3 separate regions of the Mus musculus genome follow, and all the other regions are linked to region 3. The links are chromatin loops, found by intact Hi-C in ENCODE. Cell type or tissue: gastrocnemius. All regions are shown on one strand. Region 1 overlaps Synpo2l (synaptopodin 2-like). Region 2 holds the start of Ppp3cb (protein phosphatase 3, catalytic subunit, beta isoform). Region 3 overlaps Mrps16 (mitochondrial ribosomal protein S16).

The links. Hi-C counts contacts between places; a loop is a spot of excess contacts. Peaks named below come from ENCODE experiments on the same cell type or tissue, not always from the same donor. Only the 100,000 strongest peaks of a DNase experiment are listed, where the experiment ranks them.
Region 1: a loop joins it to region 3, with 4 times the contacts of the local background. A loop is called at or near these places in 17 of 42 quality-filtered maps.
Region 2: it touches region 3 in a loop (3.0-fold over the local background); 9 of 42 quality-filtered maps call a loop at or near these places.

Annotation. Positions count from the first base shown.
Region 1 is chr14:20,657,076-20,659,575 of GRCm38, reverse strand. It overlaps Synpo2l (synaptopodin 2-like), which reads left to right. Exons shown (of 4, transcript NM_001310431.1): 4 at 1-628. Among named protein-coding and RNA genes, the nearest start is that of Myoz1, 1.8 kb to the right of the region's middle. In gastrocnemius, CTCF peaks have their summits at 1,064 (motif pointing right) and 2,002 (motif pointing right); a DNase peak (open chromatin) is centred at 1,060; H3K4me3 peaks cover 210 bases; H3K27ac peaks cover 2,159 bases.
Region 2 is chr14:20,544,986-20,547,485 of GRCm38, reverse strand. Ppp3cb (protein phosphatase 3, catalytic subunit, beta isoform) reads left to right here and starts at 913. Exons shown (of 14, transcript NM_008914.3): 1 at 913-1,130. The coding sequence starts at 1,046. 1810062O18Rik (RIKEN cDNA 1810062O18 gene) reads right to left here and starts at 1,193. Exons shown (of 6, transcript NR_033571.1): 1 at 1,142-1,193. In gastrocnemius, no CTCF peak of the experiment used is centred here; DNase peaks (open chromatin) are centred at 950 and 1,256; H3K4me3 peaks cover 2,265 bases; H3K27ac peaks cover 2,417 bases.
Region 3 is chr14:20,389,595-20,392,094 of GRCm38, reverse strand. It overlaps Mrps16 (mitochondrial ribosomal protein S16), which reads left to right. Exons shown (of 3, transcript NM_025440.3): 2 at 1-202; 3 at 635-873. The coding sequence ends at 768. Among named protein-coding and RNA genes, the nearest start is that of Dnajc9, 1.9 kb to the right of the region's middle. In gastrocnemius, no CTCF peak of the experiment used is centred here; DNase peaks (open chromatin) are centred at 51 and 1,544; H3K4me3 peaks cover 102 bases; H3K27ac peaks cover 250 bases.

The sequences.
Region 1 (2,500 bases), 270 kb before region 3:
TGAAATCAACGTGTCTGACAAGACTGGGAGACAGGGACAATTTCATGGGCCTGAGTTATACAAGCTAGACCCATAATAAAACTAAGAATTCTATTTCCTTGGATTACAGGAAGTTAGCAACCAGGGCCCTGTGCTGAGCACATCAGAATCCAGAAAGTAAAAAAGAAATTTTCTTCTGAACTGCTTAATGAGTGTAAGACAGAAAGGATGGTGAAGAGAGCCAGAGTGGATGGCGGGGAGAGCAAGGCAAAAGCCAGGAACAAGGCTGGAATGAGTGAAAGTGACCAAGGAGAGAGGAAAGTTGGCTAACAAGAAACTATGTAGCCAGGTGGTGGTGGCTCACGCCTTTAATTCCAGCACTTGAGAGGCAGAGGCAGGCGGATTTCTGAGTTCAAGGCCAGAAGGGCAAGGATGGGTCTTTTCTACCCTACCCGTATAAGCCCAGTGCTTTGCAGATTCAGGCCCTCATGTCTGATCCCAGAAGGGCAAGGACTGTCCTTCCGTGAAGACCACCACCAGCCATGCTTGCTGTTTGACCTGGAAACCAATCTTTTCCTTTGCAGTATTTTGCAGTATTGGGTGTCATAATTCTTTGGTTTGTGCACAAGAATAAACGTATGCCCACACCACACTGTCTGCGTCTGTCATCTCTTCTGGTTTTATACCCAGTCCTGACTTCTTTATGGTCTTTTCTAGCCCATTGTGCTCATCTGATCCAAGCTCCTTGCCTCTCTTCCTGGCCTCCCCTCCTGCCCTGCCAATGGTCTTGCTTTGATCTCATCTCCCTCATCACTCCTCTGGTTACCTCATCCTGCAGTCTCTCCACGGAGAGCCTCTCCTTCTTCAGAAGCTCATTACTCAGAGTAATGGGAAAGGCTCCCTGATCCCTTTGTCATGGGCATTTCCTGGCTCCCAGAGGAAGTAGCTATGTTAATCATTCTCTGGGGATCACAAGATAGGAATACAGTGGCAGGTATGAGTGGCAGACAGAGAGAGTGTGGAGTGAGACTAAAGAATTTGGGGACTGACTGGAAAGATGGAGAAGGAAAGTGTCACTACTTAACTTACCAGCAGGGGGCATATTTGTGGCAATGACCAGATGCTCCCAAGTGCAGTCTAAGAATTCCAAAGAAAGGTCTAAGACATCATAGGCTCAATAGCATGTCTTTATATATTTTACTTCTGGTATTTGGTCATAGGAGATCAGACCTTAAGGGTTTTTTTGTTTGTTTGTTTTTTTCCTTTTGGACAGGATTGATTGTAGTAGTAATAACAAGTTACCTTTCACTACTTATGTTTTTTTCCCCCGTTTCCTTGGTTTAGGAGGAAATGTGCCAAAGATGATATATCTGGGCAGCAGCCATCTGCTGTGTGTGTGGGGAGGACTTTCAGCCCCCAGTATAAATAAGGCAAGAATAGGGTGGAAGAAGGGTGTGGCCAGGAAGATGGGGATAGATCAGGGAGTTCACAGAGGGCAGGGCTCATTCTGGAAGCCTCAGAAGCTGCTTCCTGTGAAGAATGGGAGCAAGGAAGGGTTGTGAGTGTGAGTGTGAACAATCCAATGGCACATGTGTAAAAATGTCATAAGGATTTTTGAGACAAGGTTTTCCTGTATAGCTCTGGGACTTAAGAGATCCACCTGCCGGTGCTTTAGGGGTGTTGAGATTAAAGGCATACATCACTATGCTGGGCTCAAGAAACCTATAGTTTCATATGTTTACTAAATTACACCCATGCCCACCCACCCCCAAAAGCCAATTCCTTAGGCAGCCGTATAAGAGTAAAAGGTACAGGAGCAAGCTGGTTTCAGGACATGAGTGGGAGATGAGGGAGGATCCAGGGTATTGCTTCAGCTCTCACCCTTCCTAATGCTGTGACCTTTGAATACAGTACCTCATGTTGTGTTGACCTGCAACCATAAAATTACTGCTATCATCATCATTTTAAAAATTTATTTATAGTATGTATATGAGTACACCATTGCTCTCCTTGGACACACCAGAAGAGGGCATCAGACCCCATTGCAGATGGTTGTGAGCCATCATGTGGTTGCTGGGAATTGAACTCAAGACCTCTGGAAGAGCATTCAGTGCTCTTAACCACTAAGCCATCTCTCCAGCCCCTATTATTATTATTATTAGTAGTAGTAGTAGTAGTAATTATTATTATTATTATTATTATTATTATTATTATTATTATTATTATTTTGAGACAGGGTTTCTCTGTGTAGCCTTGGCTGTCTTGGAACTCACTTTGTAGACCAGGCTAGCCTGGAACTCAGGGATCTACCTGTCTCTACCTCTCAAGTGCTAGGATTAAAGGTGTGCACCACCCACCATGCTTGGCATCATAAAATTATTTTTGTTGCTACTTCATAACTGTAATTTTGCTACTGTTATGAATTATAATGTAAATATCTATATTTGAGATATCTGACATTGACCCCTATGAAAGGGTTGTTTGACCCCCCATGGGGGTCAGGACCCACAGGTTGAGAGTA
Region 2 (2,500 bases), 160 kb before region 3:
TTCCTATTTTCTACCTACTTAGTCTCTGCTTTCCATTTTTTTCTATTTCATTTCTTTATTTACAAGTTTTAGTAGATGTCAGACTAGAAGGAGTCTAATTCCTTCTTTCCATTGTCTCCTTCGGCCATGGGGATTAGTCCTAAGGAACTTAAATCACAGTCCTTGGCTGCAAGCACCTTTATCCATTGAACCATCTCTCTGCCTTCAAATTTATTTGCTCAGTGAATTACGAGAGAGGCAATGGCTTTCCAGGGGAATCTTACAGGTTCTCAGGACACCTCTTGGTGTCATTCCCTACTTCCCTTGATCCATTTTGGTTCTTAAATCGTGGTGCTTAGACTTTTCCAGCTGAATTTATGTGCCTTTGGACTTTTCCAAACTCTCAAAGCAAGAGTTCGAATTCTATGCAACTCTCTAGGGCCCCGTTTTGTTGAGACAGTCTCACTTTGTTGCCCTGAGTGGTTAGACCTAGCTAGACTTGAACTTACAGAGTTCTGCCTTCCCCTGCCTCCTGAGGTCTGGTATTAAAGGGAAAATTTCATTTTAAATGATAATGCCACTCTATAGATTCCCTGATGCTTCTTTCATTTTTCTCTCTGGCCATAGTATTATCACTTAGATTTTGTAGATAAATTGTCATATATTTGTCTAGGCCTGGGAAATTCTGAGATCAAATTACACCTCTTCATTTTCCTGGGCTCCAAAGCGGCCAAAAAACCGTCCTTTTTTCCCCTTGCATTTTATCAACAGCCCCTCAGTTTAATCTGCAACCTCTCTTTACTGGTTTGTCTTTCTGCATGTACGGAATTTTCACCTGATCCCTTGGACTGTTTCCGTTTCTGTAGTAGCCTCGGTAATTTTGCTCAAGTCCCTGGAGCTTGTCCCGCCCCCGCCCCTGCACGCGCGATGCATGACGGTCTTAGCCCCTCTGAAGGGAAAGAGGGTCCGCCATGTTCCCCGGCGGCGCCGCCGCTTGGCTCTGGTAGCCGCCGCCCCCGCCCCCAACCCCGCCCGTCCCGGCACCTAGCCGAGCCCCGGGCCCAGCATGGCCGCCCCGGAGCCGGCCCGGGCCGCGCCGCCCCCGCCCCCGCCCCCACCGCCCCCTCTCGGGGCCGACCGCGTCGTCAAAGGTGAGAGGTACCCGAAGCCTGGGGGCCTGGCGTGAGGCGCGGTGTGAGGGCGGGCGGGAGTCCGTCCCCTCAGGAGCGGGCCTGGCGGGGCGGGCGAGTGACTGGCTGCCTCCCTTGGGGAGTGGCCCCTGGGCGGGTCCCCGCTGGGCCGGGCCGAGGCGTAGGCTGCTCCTCGGTCTCCCGCTCGCCCTGCAGGCCCGGGCGGGCGTCGTGCGCGGGCTGTCGCTAACGCGGGCTCAGGGCCGTCCGCCGCAGTGAGCCCCTTTCTTTCCTGCTTTGCCTGTGGTCGGCGCGGCGCCCGCGTTAAGAGCTTCCGGCTCCTCGACAGCTGCACTCCCGGCTTGCCCGGGCGCACCGAGGGGCCCCGGAACCCCTTAGCCGCACGCCGTTGGACTCGCCCGCGTTCTGGCCCACGCCTGCTCCCGGGTGACAACGCCTAGCTAGCGCCAGCCGCAGGGGGTTTGCGCTCGGCCCTCAGATGCCACCCCGCGCGGAAATCGGGAAAACCGTATGGGACTGGACCAGGATGAAGGATCCCGGGGTGACCTAGGAACCCAGACGTAGCTGCGGGGCAGGGGAAAAAGCCATCTTACAAAGAGGAGGCAAAAAAGTCCCATGTATAGGAAGTGGTACACTTAACAGAAAGGGTTTTACAAGCCGCCTCTAAACACACGACTTACTCTTTAGAAGGAAAAGTGAAATTCTTCTGAGCCAGGGAGGACGTGTGTGTACAGATAAACAGATTTATTTAAATTAAATTGAGAGGCAGTTGAAAGTTCCTTAAAAGTCCAGGCTCTCAGAGAGAGCCCATCTACCACACTAATACTATGGATTAAGAATATTAAGAACTGAAATTATTTTTCTTTATTTTGCAGTCAATAAGCAGAAATCGTAAAATGAAGATTTCGTCATTTAGATTATGCTCATTTTTAAAGTTATTTTAATTTTCAAATTCAGTGTCTCAAGTATAGACTGGCACAGTGTTTAAATACTGCTAGCTTTGCTTTGAATTGTGACCATGGTTTGCCATTAAAATATTTTAAAACAAACCCTTTTCTCGTGTGTGTGTGTGTGTGTGTATGTATGTATGTATGTATGTGTGCTGGTTTTTCGAGATAGGGCTTTTTTGCGTAGTCTTAGCCAGGAACTTGGAAAGTAGGCTGGTCTGGAACTCAGAGATATGCCTGCCTCTGCTTCTTAAGAGCCCAATCAAAGGTGTACGCCACCACTGCCCACCTGTGTTTTTTCTGTTTTCAATCTGCACTTTAGGTTCTTAAAGCATGACATATGTGGTTGGGTTAAGCATTAGAATGAACTAAATAGGACTGGAGTAAGAGCGGGTAAGAGCACTGACTGCTCTTCCAGAAGTC
Region 3 (2,500 bases):
GGCTGCACCAACCGGCCTTTTTACCGCATTGTGGCTGCTCACAACAAGTGCCCCAGGGATGGCCGATTTGTGGAGCAGTTGGGCTCCTATGATCCACTACCCAACAGTCACGGAGAAAAACTAGTTGCCCTCAACCTGGACCGTATCCGGCATTGGATTGGCTGTGGGGCTCACCTCTCTAAGCCTATGGAGAAACTTCTAGGTAAACCAGCCCTGAGCTTAGATAATTTAACAGATGTTATACTGTGGTCAACTCTGTGAGGATGGAAAAGAAGAATGGTTTCTATTCCATCCAAGCTGCTCTGGACAGGAGTGGAGGGTGAAGTAGTGTAACTGCCGTTTTTTAATCTGGAGACCCCCTTTATGGTCTCCTTTAGAACACTCCAAGTGACTGGGATTTTGTGCAAAAAAAATGGGACAACTGTGTCGTGGATACCTGCCTGTCAGTTTGTTTGTTTGTTTGTTTGTTTATTAGTGAGGAGAACGGTGTTAGGAAGTAGACAGTGAGCTTAGCAAGCCAGGAGCCTATTTCTTGCCTATGCTGTTGGTCAGGTGTTGGGTTTCAGTTCTGGGAAGCAGACTCTTGGGAAACTACATGTGAGCTACATTATAATGAGAATCCTGTTGCTTTTAGGTCTGTCTGGCTTTTTCCCCCTTCATCCAATGATGATCACCAATGCTGAGAGACTACGGAGGAGGAGAGCACGAGAGGTCCTCTTAGCGTCTCAGAAAGCAGAGTCAGAGGCCAAAGAGACAGAAGCAAGCTGACTTCAGTGAACACTGCCGTGGCCGCAAAGTCAAGGGCCTGTGAAACTTGTGCATAAAGTTTTGTGTTGGGTTTTAAGGATCAATAAATGGAGTTTTCTAAGTCACGGTCCTCTGGCATAGCCTGAGCAGGAGTCAGACAGAGGTTTCTTTTGTCTGATGTTAGAGCTGGATGTAGATACCTGCTTGGCTTTCCTACCTTACCTTGTGGCATGCAGGGGGTACAGGGAGGTTTGGGCTTTGGGTTAGGCCCTGGTCACACGGGCAGCTTTACAGTTTGCTGGTATCCAGTACGTTCCTGCTTCAGAGTCCTCAGCCGAGTGTTCTTGGCTCATTCAAATGTTTTCTTTAAGACAGGGTTTTTCTCTGCAACCCTGGCTGGTGTGGAGCTTGTTTTATGTAATCTATACACCAGCCTGACCTTGAACTTGTAGTGTCCTCTGAGTGCTAGGATTACAGGGAGGGCTTCTATGCATGGCCCAAATGCTTCCTTAACCACTTGGATCATCCCAAAGGTGAAGAAGACAATCGCCTTGTGTATTGTCTGTTTCCTTGACACATGAGCTCATGTATACAAAGACTCTGATGGAAAAGTTGGGGCTTTAATAGCCTTACCTTTTTTTTTTTTTTTATTGTTTTCTTTTGTTTGTTTTTCTTTTCTGAGATTGGTTTCTCCGGAACAGAACTGACTTTGTGTGCCAGGCTGGCCACCTGCCTCTGTCTGCTGCGTGGCGGGAATGAAGGCGTCCTCCGCTACCCTTTAAAGAGTAATCAGAAGGAAGTGCATCCAAAGGCTGAGAGTCTGTCGCTGTGTGTTCTGTATCACAGCTGTGGGTCAGTCAGATCCACGGTTACAGATGAGGGAGGCTATGCTCAGGAGTAGGAAACATAACTTGAGAACAACTTGGGATTCAAACTCCGTATGTCTACCTACAAAGTATTTTCCTACATATAATGTTGCCTATATGAAAGGAAAAACAAATGATAAGACAGCCATTCCAAAGCTCACTTTAAATGCCAGTGGGAAGCCTAGAACATGGCTCAGGACGTAAAGCGCTTTATTTTTACCTTAGCTCTGAGGTACTGAGTTCACATCCTTAGACCCCATGTACTAGTTAGACAGGAAGCAAAGAGTCTGCAATAGCAGCATCCTACAGGGACATGGGACGGTGGAGAGACAAAGGAATCCTCAGACACGGGCAAGCTGGCATGCACAGTGGAGAAACAACACAGACATCTTGTGTCAAATGAGGTAGGAAGTGAAGACTGACACCTAAGGTGGTATCTGACCTCCATGTGTTAAAGCATGCACATGCCCACTCTAACCAACACATGAATGTGCACGCATACACAGAACAGTCTATGATAGAGTCGTGTTTAGGTATTGTGAGTTCAGTATGTAAATGACAGGCTGTATGAAATCAAACACACCGTCTGCCTCACAGTGCCCCAGAACCATGGGATTCTACAGCTATAAACACGAATCACAGGTTTGCTTTTACGTGCTGGTTAATGTAGGTTTTAAGTTCTAGAGTAAGGCTACATTCTTTAGGAATGTAGTGCTCTGGCCTGTTTTATCTGGATTCTGAGAATAGTTACTTATGTACATTCAGAGGTTGCTCTCCATCCAGTGTGGCTGCTGGTTTTCCTTCACTGGGCATGAAGGAACTTTGAAAGTAGGTAAGAGAGGAACTAAGTTTAGTTGGCCTTGATTTTTAGATCCGAGGAGGGGAAA